Regions from separate parts of the Homo sapiens genome. Here all the other regions are linked to region 1. Evidence: chromatin loops called from intact Hi-C (ENCODE). Cell type or tissue: Calu3. All regions are shown on one strand. Each heading gives the region's core, and the rest is flanking DNA. Links, peaks and the distances in the headings are about the cores only. Region 1 has its middle 54 kb from the start of ABCG2. Region 2 overlaps PKD2 (polycystin 2, transient receptor potential cation channel). Region 3 overlaps PKD2 (polycystin 2, transient receptor potential cation channel). Region 4 has its middle 12 kb from the start of SPP1.

Region 1 (6,052 bases), core at 1,643-4,142:
TTACACTCTCAGCTCTTCCCCAGTCTTCTTCTGATTCTGGCAAAGTCATGCAACTCTCTTTTTTTTCCAAAATTTTTTTAAGACTGTCTCATTCTGTCACCCAGGCTGGAGTGCAGTGACATAATTATGGCTCACTGAAACCTCAACGTCCTGGGCTCAAGTGATCCTCCTGCCTCAGCCTCCCATATAGCTGGGACTACAGGTGTGCACCATGTTGCATGGCTAATAATTTTTTAAATTTTTGTAGGCCAGACATTGTGGCTCTCGCCTATAATCCCAACACTTTGGGAGGCCAAGGCAGGAGAATCACTTGAGCCCAGGAGTTGAGTTCAGTCTAGGCAACATAGCAAGACCTAATCTCTACAAAAACAAACAAGCAAACAAACAAAAACAGATTTGAGTGCGGTGGCATGTACCTCTGGTCCAGCTACTTGGGAGGCTGAGATGGGAGAATCGTTACAAAAAAACTTTTTTTTGTAGAGATGGGATCTTTGTTGCCCAAGCTGGTCTTGAACTCCTGGGCTCAAGTGATCCTCCTGCCTCAGCCTACGGAAGTGCCAGGATTACAGGCAGGACCCACCACACCTGGCTCAACTCTCTTAGTATATAGATTCTGTCTTCTCCTAGAGAAGACCTGCACTGCTCTCTCTGGCATATTGTTCCAGTTATCTATCCCTACCTAACAAACCACTCTAAAACTTAAAGGCTTAAAACAATTTGTCATGTGTCTCATCGTTCTGATTGGAGTGGATTTGAGAGAGAATGGGGGAGGGATTGGAGAAGTGAGTATCTTTTGAAGAGTTTTGTTGTAAAAGAGAACAAAACGATAGAGCAGTAGTTGGAAGATGTGGAATCAAGAGGAATATTTTTGAGGATGGGGGAAATAGATAACAGTGGGCTAGTGGTGGTAATCCCAGCACTTTGGGAAGCTGAGGCGGGTACACTGCTGGAGCCCGAGTTTGAGACCAGCCTGGGCAACATAGCAAGACCTTGTCTCTACAAAAAATACAGAAATTAGCCAGGCATGGTTGTATGCGCCTGTAGTCCCACTTACTTAGGAGGCTGAGGTAGGAGGACCACTTGAGCCCAGGAGTTCAAGGCTTCAGTAAGCTATGATTGCACCACTGCACTCTAACCTGGGCGACAGAATGAGACTCTGTCTCAAAAAAAAAAAAAAAAAAAAAAAGGCCGGGCGTGGTGGCTCATGGCTGTAATCCCAGCACTTTGGGAGGCTGAAGTGGGCACAGATCACAAGGTCAGGAGATCAAGACCATCCTTGCCAACATGGTGAAACCCCATCTCTACTAAAATACAAAAAATTAGCTGGGCACGGTGGCAGGTGCCTATAGTCCCAGCTACTCCGGAGGCTGAGGCAGGGGAATCGCTTGAATCCGGGAGGCGGAGGTTGAAGTGAGCCAAGATCGCACCACTGCACTCTAGCCTGGAGACAGAGCAAGACTCTGTCTCAAAAACAAACAAAAAGAAATATAGCATGTTTATACTGTGGGGAAACAAATCAGTGGAGAGGAATATATATATATATTCACACACATATATATACATATATATACAATGATATAGAAGAGAAAGGGGAAAAGTGCTGTTATTGAGTTAGGAAAAAGGGGATGAGACTTCATGCAAAGTAGAGACATTGCCTTAGGCCTTAGTAACATGGGCAGTTCCTCTAGGGTAGGGTAATAGGAGAGAAGGCAGCAGATGCAGGTGGGTGGGCAGATACGGTGAACAGAATCTGAAGTTCTCTTTTACTTACTTCAGTTTTCTCAGTCAAGTAGGACATAAGGTTATCATCTGAGAATGACTATGGGAGGGGAAAGATGAAAATGTTTCGGTGTTGAAATAGGAAACAGAAGAGTGAATGGGCTAGGGAAGTACAGTATGAGTTGTCAGGCATTACTGAGGGTCCCGGCATTGAGATTCTTGATCAAGAATTTAAAATCAGATAATTACAGGTCTTTGTGGCTCAAGCCAGTAATCCCAACAGTTTGAAAGGCTAAAGTGGGAAGATTGCTTGAGCGCAGGAGTTTGAGACCAGCCTGGGCAATACAGTGAGACCCCGTCCCTACAAAGAATTTTTAAAAATTAGCTGGGTGCGGTGGCATTCATTGGTAGTCCCAGCTACTCAGGAGGCTGAGGTGGGAAGATCATTTGGGCCCCAGAGTTCAAAGGCTGAAGTGGGCTAAGATCTCGCCACTGCACTCTCCAGCCTGGGTAACAGGGCAAAACCCTGTCTCAAAAAAAATAAAAATTCAAACACAAAATCAAATAATTTATTATTCTTATGTGTTTTTCTCCACCCACGTTCAACTGCAGGGGTACAGGCACAGAGCAGGGGAGACAGGAATTTAAGTAGGGTTTGTGGTTTTGCCAAGCGAGTGACAAAGCAAAAGGGGAGCAGAGGAGCTGAGGGCATTTGCAAGGATGTAATTATAATGATCATGGAATTTCGGCAGGTATGGTGACTAAAGAAAGCAGTGAGGGGTGAGGCACAGTGAAATACTGGTGTAATTAATGGGTTTTAGGCCCTGGTGGAGCAAGGTCAAAGGTTTGCCGGAGTTGGGTTATTAGAGGGGTTTAGGTGGAAAGATAGACTATGCTTACAAGTTCTATGGCATGACCTGCAAGTACATAGGTAACGCAGGGTGGAGAACAAGATCACTGAAGGAGAGAAGTTCAAGGTAGTCAGAGGCCAGAGTGCTGGGGAGATCGTTTTCGGAGATACTGAATTCACCAAGAATTAAGACAGAAGTAGTGTCACAGAGAGTGACAGTACCAGGGGCTACAATTACTGATACAGGCGGGAGATGCTTCTGAAATCTGAAGATGGCAGCAACCATGCAGGGGTAGTCAGTGTTAAAGTGTAATGACATGAAATTCAAAGCTGAGATCTTCTGGGGAAAGTTATTAGATGATCCACTTTGGGATGTTCATATTTTTTGGTAGTCGCTCATCTCAGAATAAGCAATATCAGAAAGTGAAATTTTAATCACAAGAGGGCGCCAGAGTCCAGCAAATGATTACTTTTGGTTTTCACCTAAAGCTAGGGCAATCATACTTTTGAGAGAGGAAGAGGCCACTACTAATAATTATTTGGGGGCGGTATGTGTAAATTGGGACATAGACTCACACCTTCTCCTACACTATGTAAGCATGGGCAATTTAAGAATGAACTAGCTGTGCACCAAAAGCTCTAATTCCCATAAATCACTCGAAATGCTTTTGACTGCAATCAGGTAAGACAAAAATGGCCAAACTTGATTTTATCTGGAAGAGAGGCTTGAGAAAGACTTTCCCCTCTGGCCCACATCTCTAGTTCTATTTATTGCTTATCCCGTTTTTCCCTTTAGTGCAGTACCGGTTTGACTGTATCTTCAAGTTAAGAGAATTGCTGTATTCCCCAAAATATCTTGGTCATTTGAAAGTAAAGAGTTCTCGGCCGGGCACAGTGGCTCACGCCTGTAATCCCAGCACTTCAGAAGGCAAAGGTAAGCGGATCACGTGGTCAGGAGATCGAGCCCATCCTGGCTAACACAGTGAAACCCCGTCTCTACTTAAAATACAAAAAAATTACCCAGGTGTGGTGGTGTACTCCGGTAGTCCCAGCTACTCAGGTGTCTGAGGCAGAAGAATCACTTGAACCTGGGAGGCGGAGGTTGCAGTGAGCGGAGATCGCGCCATTGCACTCCAGCCTGGACAACAGAGTGAGACTCCATCTCAAAAAGAAAATTAAAACGAAAACATGATGATGGAAATAACAGACACTGGGGTCTCCAAAAGTGGGGGGGGGTGGGGCAGGGGTTGAACAATTACCTATCAGGTACAATGTTCACTATTTGGACATTGGGTACACTAGAAGCTCAGTCCCCACCAGTATGCAATCTGCTTATGTAACAAACAAGCACGTGCAACCCTGAATCTAAAATAAAATAATTTTTAAAATACACAATGAAAGTGGCTTTTGTTAAGTCCCCTGTTTAGCACATCCTCTCCTTAATTAGCCAAACTACTCTCTCTTCTTCTTTTACATATATATATATATTTTTTTTATTTTTTAATTTTTTTAGGGACCAAGCCTCTCTGTGTTGCCCAAGCTAGAGTGCAGTGGTTAATCCCTGGTGCAGTCACAGGGCACTACAGCCTCGAGTTCCTGGCCCCAAGAAATCCTCTCACCTCATTCTCCTGAGTAGCTGGGAATACAGGGGCAGAACATGGCATCTGCGCCTCTTCTTAACAAATGCAAATAAAATCAACTCTGGCTTCTGTTATTCCTTGAAAAAAATGTATGTATGGGTCAGGTGTGGTGGCTTATGCCTGTCATTCCAGCATTTTGGGAAGAAGCTAGGAGTTCGAGACCAGTGTGGGCAACAAAGCAAGACTGTCTCTATAAAATATTAGCCAGTTAATGGTGGCAAGTGCCTATATTCCCAGGTACTCAGGGGCTGAGGTGGGAGAATTGCTTGAACCTAGGAGTTTGAGGCTGCAGTGAGCTATGATTGTACCACTGCACTCCAGCCTGGGCAACAGAGCAAGATCCCATCTCTTAGAAAAAAAAAAAGAAAAGAAAAAGTATGTATTTATAGCTACCAGCACACTTTTAACTATATGGGGCTTATTTCTACCATTCTTTTTGTTTTAGAACAACATCCTTCATCCTCACTGAATGGGATGAATGTAAATAGGACCTCAAGAAAATAAGGCAAAGGTAAGGCTGCTGGGGAGAGCATTTCAAAATAAACTACAAATAGATTTTACAATTTATTTTACTCTCCTTCAACGAACACAAAAATATTGCATTACTAGCCAGGCACAATGGTGCCTGCCTCCAGTCCCAGCCACTGGAGGCTGAGGTGGGAAGGTTGCTTGAGCTCAGGAGTTCCAGTCCAGCTTAGGCAACATAGAGAGGCACTGTCTTAAACGTATATATGTATATGTGTGTGTGTGTGTGTGTGTGTGTGTGTGTGTGTGTAGGATTACTTACATTACTGACATCTTTAACCTAATTATATCTAATTCAATCAAAACATTTTATTACCAACTTATATGTGCATGAGCATTCTACACCTGTAGGAATACCCACAAGGTAATAGTCTTATACAGGATGCTTAGGGTGTTTTGTTTTGTTTTGTTTTATAGGACACATCTTTAAGATGCATTCAAAGAGTGATCTACCACTAGGGTACAAAAGCAAAAAACGTATTCAGTCAAAAATAACTGACAACTGGGGAAAATGGTGAATAGCAGAGAAGATTCTGTTTATTAGTTTTATCTTTAGGTTATCTTTGGCAAAGGAAAAGCACAGTATATTGCTACTACCACGTAGCTTGAATCTAAAACTTATCATTACTTATTATTTTATATAACATTGCCAACACCAACACAACCCCTGCTAATCAAACTGAAAAATTTTCTTTCACTTAAAATTTTTATTTTTTACTTATAGAAAGAGGTATGAACTTTGTTTTTTGTTTTTGTTTTGTTTTTTGTTTTTTTTTGAGACAGAGTCTTGCTCTCACCCAGCCAGGCTGGAGTGCAGTGGCATGACATCAGCTCACTGCAACCTCCGGCTCCCAGGTTCAAGCGATTCTTCTGCCTCCTGAGTAGCTGGGATTACAGGCGCTCACCACCACGCCTGGATAATTTTTGTATTTTAGTAGAGATGGGATTTCACCATGTTGGCCAGGCTGGTCTCAAACTCCTGACCTCAGGTGATCCATCTGCCTCAGCCTCTGAAAGTGCTGGGATTATAAGTGTGAGCCACCGCATCCGGTCTGAATTTTGTTTTTATTTATTTTGTTTTTTTTGGTGTTTCTTGTTTGCTTTTTTGTTTTTTTTTTTTTTTTTGAGATGGAGTCTCGCTCTGTCGCCCAGGCTGGAGTGCAGTGGTGCCATCTCTGCTCACTGCAAGCTCTGCCTCCCTGGTTCAAGTGATTCTTGTGCCTCAGTCTCCTGAGTAGCTAGAATTGTAGGTGTGTGCGACCACACTTAGCTAATTTTTGTATTTTTAGTAGAGACAGGGTTTCGCCATGTTGGCCAG
Region 2 (2,500 bases), core at 1-2,500, 160 kb after region 1:
TTCAGAACAGTGTTGGTTTCCTATGTCTGTTAACTGTATTTTACTACTTTGGGCTGCTATCTTAAGCATCAGCATTTCAGGATGCATTGTCTTCTTTGCATGGGTAGATCAATGTTTTGGGAAAAGGTAATTAATTCTTACTTAAAATAACTGGTTTTAAATAATTGGTGGTCATATAGCAACCTCATATGAAGATTTATTCTTGAGAAGCAGTGACAACTCTGATTAAATTTTTCTTCTTAATTTCATATATACTTACATACACTCTTGGAAAGTACTGAAGTCATCGACCTGAGTGCCAAAGACAAGGTATGCCAACTGAGCATACGCTAGGAAAATAATGAAGAACATAATAGCAAAGCCAAACAGGTCTTTGGCACATCGAGACATGGTTGTCGAGAGCTGGCTCATGGTCCTGTTAAAATTGATGAATTTGAAGAGCTGTAAGAGAGAGAAGACATCAATAGATGAATGGATAAACAAAATGGTGTGACTGTATATAATAAAACATTATTTCATCCTGAAAAGAAATTAAATTCTGACAGGTTACAACATGGATGAACCTTGAAAACATCATGCAAAGTGAAATAAGCCTGACACAAAAGGACAAATACTGTATGATTCCACTTAAATTAGGTACTTAGAATAGTCAAACTCACAGTGACAGAAAGTAGAATGGAGGTTACCAGGGACTGGGGGAATTGGGAGTTAGTGTTCAATGGATACAAAGTTTCAGTTTAGAATAATGAAAAAGTTCTGAAAATAATGCAGCATAATGGCGATGGCTGCACAACACTGTGAATGTACTTAATGCCACTGAATTGTACACTTAAGCATGGTTAAAACAGTAGGTTTTATGCTATCTACAATTAAAAAAAAAAAAAAAAAGGCTGAGTGCAGTGGCTCACATCTATAATCCCGGCACTTTGGAAGACTGAGGCAGGAGGATCGCTTGAGCCCATGAGTTTAAGATCAGCCTGGGCAATATGGCAAGATTCTGTTTCATTAGAAAATAAAAATAAATTAGTCAGGTGTGGTGGCACACACCTGTGGTTTCAGCTACTCAGGAGGCTGAGGTGGGAGGGTTGCTTGAGCCTGGGAGGTCGAGGCTGCCGTGAACTGTGACTAGTGATGCTTTCCCCCCAAAAAGGATTAAAGTAAAAGGGAGGGAAAAAACTTCACACAAATAAAAATTAATTATAAAACCCCCCAGGAAATTCTTGTTGCATAATATTAACTGTCATTTATTGTGCATCAGTTATATGTGGAGGGCTTTATGTACATTGCCTCAAATCTCTGCAATGTCTGAAATATTGGCATTCTATCCCCAGGAGTCAGCTGGGGCCTGCAGCCAGCTGCCCTGCCTGAACTGCAAAGCCTGCTCTGCCTGACTGCAAAGAAATATTGAGCATGTTGGTAGATAGTGAACCCTGCTGGTAGACAGTGAACCCTGCAAAGCCATATTGAGCATGTTGGTAGATAAGGCACTGAGGATGGCTGCCCAGATTGTGTAGCTCTAAGTAGAAGCCTCAGTGGAAGAGCACATGATGAGATATTAGAAGTAGAGTCATGAGGCCGGGCGTGGTGGCTCAAGCCTGTAATCCCAGCACTTTGGGAGGCCGAGGTGGGTGGATCACGAGGTCAGGAGATCGAGACCATCCTGGCTAACACGGTGAAACCCCGTCTCTACTAAAAATATAAAAAATTAGCCGGGCGTGGTGGCAGCCGCCTGTAGTCCCAGCTACTCGGGAGGCTGAGGCAGGAGAATGGCGTGAACCCAGGAGACGGAGGTTGCAGTGAGCTAAGATTGTGCCACTGCACTCCAGCCTGGGCGACAGAGCAAGACTCCGTCCCAAAAAAAAAAAAAAAAAAAAAAGTAGAGTCATGATCCCTGCCTTAAAGACCTTAATGATAAAGTATCGAGGGGCAAGACATTTCCAAGAGAAGCACTAAATAAAACACATCAGCCTGAGACACATGTTGTAGGAAAATCTCTAGAAGTTTAAAGGTCTGTTACACATTGTTACTGGCCACAGTGAAATATTTCTTGAGGATTGCTGTAATCACATTACTTAATCATTACTTAATACAATCCCAATTCATTTGAGATCTTTTTTTTTTTTTTTTGAGACGAAGTGCTGCTCTGTTGCCCAGGCTGGAGTGCAGTGGCATGATTCAGCTCACCGCAACCTCTGCTTCCTGGGTTCAAGCAATTCTCCTGCCTCAGATTCCCAAGTAGCTGGGATCATAGGCACGTGCCACCACACCCAGCTAATTTTTTTTTTTTGTATTTTTAGTAGGGACAGGGTTTCACCATGTTGGCCAGGCTGGTCTCAAACCCGACGTCAGGTGATCTGCCCGCCTCAGCCTCCCAAAGTGCGTGAGCCACTGTGCCCAGCTGAGATCTTGATTATTATTACTATCTTGATTATTATTACTATCTTGATTATTATTATTAAACTAATAATAATCAAGGAAACTTCAGTAATTCTCAGGCAGC
Region 3 (2,500 bases), core at 1-2,500, 180 kb after region 1:
CTCTTCCTCCTTAACTGGATTGCTATAATGCATTTATTATAAATTTCAGCACTTTACCAAGTACTGTCTCATTCTGGACTTTAATGATTGCAGGTATAATATAATTCCTATAATTAGCTGATAAAAAGTTTCAAGGGGAAGGAAACATGTTCTATACATTTTTTAAACCACAGTTCTGAATACCCGTGATTAATACTTACCTGAACCTATAATAAATTTCAGGGATCATATTCAAACCTATAGAAATTATTTTGGGATTAAGTACTATTTAGTAAATCTCTCCTTCATGCAGCTCTCTTCCCCACTCTGCCTTTTTTTTTTTTTTTTTTTTGAGACGGAGTTTCACTGTTGTTGCCCAGTCTGGAGTGCAATGGAGTGATCTCGGCTCACTGCAACCTCCCCCTCCCAGGTTCAAGCGATTCTCCCACTTCAGCCTCCCAAGTAGCTGGGATTACAGGCATGTGCTACCATGCCCAGCTGATTTTTTATTTTTAGTAGAGACAGGGTTTCACCATGTTGGTCAGGTTGGTCTTGAACTCCAGACCTCAGGTGATGCTCCCACCTCAGCCTCCCAAAGTGCTGGGATTACAGGTGTGAACCACCACACCTGGCCCCTCTTTCCCTTTCAAGCATCATAGGAAATTAAGATTATTTAAGGAGAAGGGTAGATAATAATGATCCAAACACGAGTGTGTTTGGGGGTTCATCTCAAGCAATCAATTACAGAGTAAATACACATAATACACACAACTTGTATACTGTATCTAGAGATGTATGAATAATTTCCAGGCCCCCTGGTTTGGCTCCCTCACCTGTCATCTTATAACCTAATGTAATTAGGACAAGAACAGTCCTCTTCAGGTGTTATATGACTTACTACCTCTCAGAACTGTCTTGGGGCAGAGTTAAGAGTTTAGAATTCTAATCCATTCATATTTATGGAACAAGGTATTGGGCATGAAGATGAACAAGACGTGATCTCTGCACTCAAGAAGAGGAGTTCATAGTGTCCCCAGGGAGAGTGCTGCCTAGCCAACTCCCACAAAGGATGCAAAGGATGGACATGAGTACACTGTCCTCTGCAAAAGCCGTCTGTAAGTCTATAGCCAATCGAGGACAGAAAGAAACATGACACAAGAGCAAGCAGTGAAGGCTGCTCAGAGCCAACCAAATGATTAAGTTGATTATTTTCAGTTAACTTGGAATTGGAATGTACTTTGCATTGACTGATTAATATAGACTGTTGTGGAGTTTTTAACCTGTGGGTTTACTGTGGTTGTTGCTGTTAAAAAGGAATTTTGATAAATTATTTATATATTTTTATTTACAAATATGGTATAACTATATATAAGTATGTAAATTGAAAATTTATCTCTTTATTTTCCTAGAGCACTCATAATCCAGTATTGATTTTTGCTTTTGAAATTCTCAAGATCTGTATTGGCTTTAATAGCTTCACCAAGGGCAAGCAACAGATTCCCTTGGTTATGTAGCACCATCTGCTGGACAGACAGGTAAATAATGCCTTCCAGCTTTGAAGGGAAGATTATTGTAACTTTTTTTTTTTTTTTTTGAGATAAGGTCTGGCTCTATGGCCAAGGCTGGAGTGCAGTGGCACCATCTCAGCTCACTGCAGCTTCAATCTCATGGGCTCATGTGATCCTCCCACCTCAGCTTCCTGAGTACCTGGGACTACAGGCATGCATCACCATGGCCAGCTAATTTTCAAATTTTTTGTAGAGACGGGGTTTCGCCATGCTGCCCAGGCTGGTCTCAAACTTGTGAGCTCAAGTGATCCTCCCTGCTCGGCCTCCCAAAGTGCTGGGATTACGGTCGTGAGCCACCGCGCCCAGCCTGTAACAGATATTTAATCAGCAAACATTAACTCAGTCCTTCTCCTGTGCCAGGTCCCAGGAAAGTCCATGGCACACCTGAATGACAGCTCTACAAACTCTGGTGGTCAGCTACACCAAGAGCCCATGCAGGTGGCAGCTAAAAGACTCCTGAATTTGGAGTCATAATGATTTGGTTTTGAGTTTCAGCTTGCCTCCATCCTGAACATCTGCCTCTGTTCATGATTGTGGGTCTTGCATCTTGAGATCCTGGACAACTATTTAACTCCTCTAAGCCTGATTTTGGAATCTAGACAATGAGAATAATACTAAGGGCTTTTGTAAAGCTCAAATGGGGAAATATATGTGAAGACATCTGCACACTGTAAAATGCAATGGAAATATAAAACTGTTAACATCACTTCTCCTTTAAGTCCCTGAAAGGAAAACTGGAGAAAGCCCACTTGGAAGGTAGCATTCACTCTCTAAATGAAATGAATTGTGAAGAAAAATTTACTGCATGAAATAGATAACCTTAAATGAGGACCAGAAAGGAGACAAGAGTACTAAAAAACATATAAAGGACACATACATCTGTACATATGTACACATCTTTCTTCTGCTATTTAATCCTTGTCTTAACCACTGAATTCCCATTTTCCATAAAA
Region 4 (6,052 bases), core at 3,089-5,588, 230 kb after region 1:
CAATTTCTTCTAAGTCGTTGAATTTATGAGTATAAAGCTTTTCATAGTATATTGGATTTCCAGGGCTGCTGTAATGAGTACCACAAACAGGGTGGTTTAAAACAACAGAAATGTATTGTCTCACAGTTCTAGAGGCCAGGGCCTGAAATCAAGGAGTCAGCAGGGCCATGCTCCCTCGAGACCCATGGGGAGAATCCTTGCTTGTCTCTTTCTAGCTTTGGTGGCTGCTGGCAACGTGCAGTACTTCTTGGTTTGTAGCTGCATAACTCCAACCTCTGCCTTTGTTGTCACATGGCATTCTCCCTGTGTGTCTCAGTCCTCACATGGCCTCTTCCTATAAGGACATCATCATACTGGATTAGGAGCCCACCCTGCTCCTTGATGACCTCATCTTAACTAATTCCACCTGCAATGACGCTGTTTCCAAATAAGGTCACATTCTGAGATATTGGGGGTTAGGACTTTAACATTTCTTTTTGGGTTGGGGGAATACATTCACCTCATAACAGTAGTCTTCCTCTATTAGCCCTTTAATGGCTGCGGGATCTCCCCTGTTTAATTCCCGATATGGGAGATTTGTGTCTTCTCTCTTTTTACCTGTGTCCATCTCACTAGAAGATTTTCAATTTTATTAATTTTTTTTACAAAAACCAGCCTTTTGTTTAATTTTCTCTGTTGCTTTCCTGTTTTCAATTTCATTGGTTTTCACTGATATCTTTACTATTTCCCTTCTTCTGCCTATGATGGTTTGTTTGGCTTTTCTTCTAGTTCCCTGAGATTGGAACTTGGGTCATTTATTGGACCCTCACCACCCCCCGAGGGGTCTCAGGAGGCACCGCGAGGTCCAGCCTGGCTGCATTCTGCATGGTGTCAGCTCCTGCCCTGCTTCCTCTCCACCGCCTGTATCTGGAATGATAAAGAAGATGATGTATGGGAAATTCAAGTATTTGAGCTATACCTAGAGTAAGCCCTCCCCTCCCTCTTTCTCCCAACCTTCAAAAAGTTAGCGGTATCATTTCCTTACAAGAATTTTGTTCTTTTACTCAATAATAACTTCAAAATGAAACCTCGATACATTATAAATGATGTCAGTAATACTAAGGACACCTTTGGCACCCTACTTTTAGATTTCCCCTTAGGTCTGCCCCACATTTTTTTGGTGGAGCCTCAGAGGCCACCGCTCTTTTCTCTTTCTGGTTGCTGATCTATGCTCTTTCAATGTGACTAGAAGAGCAGATTCAGCTACATAGGTCTTTGGGACTTACGTGTTTGCATCTTTGGGGGAATGTTATCAGAAATTTGGATCTAATATGCAATATCCATCTACACTCTGGATTAAAATAATCACATTGGATTAGTCAAACACGAGTCACTGTGGTATTTAGAATAAAATAGATAAGTCAAAGAGTCTGCATTGAAATAACGTTGAAGTTCAACTTGCAATGTTTTAGAGAATGCATGCTTTCTGGATGTTTTGAGCGGAGAATATAATTATGCTTCAGTAAGTGAGCTACTAAATTGAAGAAGTATAAAAAACTACCTTATGAAATTGTGAAGTAGAAAACAATCTTTTCTTTAATGTCTACAAATAGGTTTTTAAGGTCCTTTTTGCATGCTCAGTACAGGTCAATATCAGAATTGCTCATTATAGTTCTTTGCCTCTGCCTTGCTCCACTGACAAAGCTGAATCCCATGGAAACTTGGCCATTATGCTATAATTGCAATCAAACAGGATTTGGAGCAATTGTTACTAGAAACTTGAAAAACTGGGGGTGGCAGAGGAGAAAAGGCTATGCCAGGAACCAGGACAAATACTTTGATTCACAGTTAGGCCATATCATTGCCATGGGCAAGGGATGAAAAGATTGTTTGACTAAAGAAGACCTGCATCAAAGGGAGTATCTACAGGGTTATTGAAAAACGCATAGGTGATGGGAAATTGGTCTTGACACTTTTTTTATTTATAAAAATTTATGAATGCCTTTTTTATGATCTTGTGAGGTGAATAATGAGGGAATTGTTCTGAGACTTTTATACCTATGTCTGAGACACTATCTGATGGACATTATTCATTGTACATTTTTCTGTTCTCCCTGCTCTATCCTCCTACTTCCAATTTTTGGAACATTTTTAAACCTTGAGAAAAGTTAAAAGAATAATATGCTTTTCCCCATAGTTTCTTCTCTTTCTGTATACCTTTTTTCTGACTTCTTACTAATTTTTTTCCCCTGATGACAGCCTACCGTTGAATTTTTTTTTAACACTGTAGAAACAGCCTTTATTGGTTGCAACATGGATTGGAAGAGGAGGGTGTATGATAGCTCCCACTCCTGGGGCAGCACCCACAGACTCAGTCGCCACTTTCCAAAAAGCTAAAAAGAAATCTTATTGTGTATATTTAAGGTATACAACATAATGTTATGGGATACATATAGACAGAAAAATGGCTTCTGTAGTGAAGCAAATTAACATACCCATCATCTCCTATAGATAGCCTTTTTTATGTGTGTGGCAAGAGCAGCTAAAATCTACTCATTTAGCAGAAATCCCAAATACTGTACAATTTTATTAATAGTAGTCCTCATGTTGTACACTGGATCTCTAGACTTGCTTATTCCCCATGTCTGCTACTTTGTAACCTCTAACCTACATCTTCACATTTCCTCTCCCAGTCATTATTTTCTGAACCGCTGGAAAGTAAATTACAAAAACCATGGCACTTCATCCCTAAATATTTCATTATACTTCTCTCAAGAGTAAGAACATTCACTTTCATGTACAATGCAATGATCACATCTAAGAAAATTATCAGTAATTTCACAATATCATTTAATATACTGTGTATATTCAGATTGCCACAATTGTCCCCAAAAGGTTTTTTATGGCTGTGTGTCTTTTTCAATCCAGGAGCCAATCAAGGTTCATGTTTTACCTTTTTTTTTTGAGACGGAGTTTCACTCTTGTTGCCCAGGCTGGAGTGCAATGGTGCAATCTCGGCTCACCGCAACCTCCACCTCCTGGGTTCAAGCGATTCTCCTGCCTCAACCTCCCGAGTAGCTGGGATTACAGGCATGTGCCACCACACCTGGCTAATTCTGTATTTTTAGTAGAGAAGGGGTTTCTCCATGTTGGTCAGGCTGGTCGGGTACTCCCAACCTCAGGTGATCTGTCCTTCTCAGCCTCCCAAAGTGCTGGGATTACAGGCATGAGCCACCACGCCCGGCCCATGTTTTACTTTTTATACCTGGTATATTTTTTAATCTATTTTATACCTGGTATATTTTTAATCTAGAATACTATCTCCTCTCTTGCCCTTTTTCTCTCATCAAATTGTCTGTTTTGTAGGATTGGCAGATTTAGAAAATTTAGAAAAGGATGCTCAGTTAACCTGAATGTCAAATAAACAATGAATCATCTTTTAGCATAAAATGTCCCGTGCTCATACTAAAAGCTAATTTGTTATTTATCTGAAAATCAAATTTAACTCAGTATCCTGTATTTTATCTAACAACTCTGCTTTTTAAAAAGTTCAGACTGCCGGGTGCGGTGGCTCATGCCTGTAATCTCAGCTACTGGGGAGGCTGAGGCAGGAGAATCACTTGAACCCGGGGCCGGGGGGAGGTTGCAGTGAGCCGAGATCTCGCCACTTCATGCCAGCCTGGGTGAAAGAGCGAAAATCCGTCTCAAAAGATAAAAAAAAAAAAAAGCTCAGACCAGTTCTATTATAGAGTAGCTCAAATTCTGGATTTGCTTGTTTTCTAGTCATTTGATTTTGTAAACATTTTTTACAAAAATTTCTAGATGATGTTGCATATTTCTTATTGCCTCACACTGGGTGGTACGTATCTACAAGTCTCATTAATTACTGGCTAAAGACGGTGACTGCAAATCTCTCTGGTTGAAAGCACTTTCTTTCTTTTGGAATTATTAAATAATTGTGGAGTAATATTCTGAGAACAGGTGAATACTCTGAGACCAGGTGAGATGTTCTCAATCATCTTCTGCACAATAATTTTAACATTCATTAGTGATCACTTCCTCAATTATTTCCTTGTGGGTTATGAAATAATTTTTTAATGTTAGCATTCCTTCTAGTTTTATTACTAGCTGGCATTCATCTGTAAAGAAGAATTTTCCTTCTTTAATGCTCTTTTGTAGTATCACTATATACTAGTGGAATTTTAAAAATTCAATTTGTTATAATTCGTTACTGTCGTTATTCTGTTATTGCTCAAATTACGCCAGTTTTGGCCAATGGAAGCCCCTTGCAAGTCTGCTCTTTGGTCCCTTGGATATAACCCCATTTTGTCCTTTCGTGCTTGCTTTCATCCTATCATGAAAAAATGTCCCAGGCTCATTTTTGTGCTCTTGTTGTCTAGGAGGAATCAGCCTTTTCCCCTGTCAGTTTTGTGCCTCCCTGCTCCAAATCCATTGTCTCTGCCCTGCTCTGTGATACTGCTGGAGATGGACCCTGTGAACGTGCTTCCTTTGCCAACTGGCACAGTGGCAAGCTTTGTCAGTAGAGGGCACTGGAGGGACACTGCTGTGCACACAGAGCACCTTGTGGCACTCACCCTCCAGCTAGCCTCCTGCTCAGCTGGCCTGCCCCATGGTTTTCCTTCTTTGCTGGCCTCAGTCTGCTGGAACCCCTGTGGGAAGTCTCTTGTTTTCCAACTTGAGCCCACCAGTTGGACCACTGTGGACCAGCTCTGACTCAGGATAACACAGCAGACTTCTCTGCCATCCCTTGGGCTGTGACTGTACCCTTTCCAGTGAAGTCTGAATCTCAGGAGAGGGCCTCTCCTTTTGCAAGTTGTTCCTTATATGGGCACTTTCAGCCCCATGGTATTGTTAATGTTCTCTTATTTCTCTTATTCTCTCTGGTTATTCTCCTCTTTCTAGTTAATAATTCTTTAAATTAAATTTTCCCTGTTCAAATGACTGGTCTCTTTTCTGTCTTCTGAATGAACCCTGACTAATAGAGAAGTGATGCAGGGAATAGTTGTTAAATAGTACCACTATTCAAATAAGTGATTCCAGGAGTAACTTGGTCATGCCCTTGGATTTGAGCACAGTGCCAAGCCCCTTGCCAAGCATGTGGGAACAACACCATCAATCCAGCCATCACCTGCAGGTGAGTGTGAGGAAGTGCCCACTGCAGCAAGTATGCTGGGAGCCTAAGGGGCTGCTGCACCTGACTAATGATATCTACAAGGACTATGGCATGGCATTGTCTTCTCATCATTAGAAGAGGTTTCTCCACACCCAGACTGTGAAGTTACTCACTCATGTATTTATCTAATATCTTTATAGTTTCCTTTTAAATTTATTGATTATTTAAAAAATTGATATGCAATAGTTGTCTGTATTTTGGGGGCACATATGATGTTTTTGTGTGTGCATATAGTGTGTAATGATCCAATGAGCATAACTGAGATATCCATTTCCTCAAACATTTATCTTTGCTTTATGTTGGGAACACTTGAATTCTTGTCTTTTAGGGTTTTTAACAAATGTATATACAGTAAATTATTGATAGTTACCCTACTGTACTGTCAAATGCTAGATCCTATTTCTTCTACCTAACTGTATATTTGTACCCATTAATCAACTTTTCTTCATCTGCCCCTTACCCTCACCCTCCCCAGCCTCTTGTAGAACCACCAATTTACAGTCTATCTCTATGTGATCCACTTTTCTAGCTACCACATATGGGTGAGAACATGCGATATTTGTCTTTTTGTGCCTGTCTTATTTCACTTAATATAATGACCTCCAGTTCCATCCATGTTGCTGCAAATGACAGGATTTAATTTCTTTTTATGGTCAAATAGTACTCCATTGTGTGTATATACCACATTTTCTTTATCTATTCATCATGAGGGACATTTACATTTATTGCACATCTTGGCTATTGTGAATAGTGCTGCCATAAACATTGAAGTTCAGATATCTCTTCCACATATTGATTTGCTTTCTTTTGGTTATATGCTCAGCAGTGGGATTGCTAAATAATATGGTAGTTCTATTTTTGTTTTTTTGAGAAGTCTCC

Evidence for each region. A loop is a pair of places that touch in the nucleus more often than their neighbours do. Peaks named below come from ENCODE experiments on the same cell type or tissue, not always from the same donor. Only the 100,000 strongest peaks of a DNase experiment are listed, where the experiment ranks them.
Region 2: a loop joins it to region 1, with 14 times the contacts of the local background. A loop is called at or near these places in 23 of 110 quality-filtered maps.
Region 3: a loop joins it to region 1, with 12 times the contacts of the local background. A loop is called at or near these places in 96 of 110 quality-filtered maps.
Region 4: it touches region 1 in a loop (13-fold over the local background); 23 of 110 quality-filtered maps call a loop at or near these places.

Annotation. Positions count from the first base shown.
Region 1 is chr4:88,209,117-88,215,168 of GRCh38, reverse strand. It overlaps a transcript of ABCG2 not described here. Among named protein-coding and RNA genes, the nearest start is that of ABCG2, 54 kb to the right of the region's middle. In Calu3, for the core only: no CTCF peak of the experiment used is centred there; a DNase peak (open chromatin) is centred at 3,018.
Region 2 is chr4:88,054,027-88,056,526 of GRCh38, reverse strand. PKD2 (polycystin 2, transient receptor potential cation channel) reads right to left here. Exons shown (of 15, transcript NM_000297.4): 8 at 260-441. Among named protein-coding and RNA genes, the nearest start is that of PKD2, 48 kb to the right of the region's middle. In Calu3, for the core only: no CTCF peak of the experiment used is centred there; no DNase peak of the experiment used is centred there.
Region 3 is chr4:88,032,500-88,034,999 of GRCh38, reverse strand. All of the region lies in intron 2 of PKD2 (polycystin 2, transient receptor potential cation channel), which reads right to left. Among named protein-coding and RNA genes, the nearest start is that of PKD2, 26 kb to the right of the region's middle. RefSeq lists a silencer at 1,389-1,683. In Calu3, for the core only: no CTCF peak of the experiment used is centred there; a DNase peak (open chromatin) is centred at 1,499.
Region 4 is chr4:87,984,269-87,990,320 of GRCh38, reverse strand. No RefSeq gene overlaps it. Among named protein-coding and RNA genes, the nearest start is that of SPP1, 12 kb to the right of the region's middle. In Calu3, for the core only: a CTCF peak has its summit at 4,486 (motif pointing right); DNase peaks (open chromatin) are centred at 4,550 and 5,110.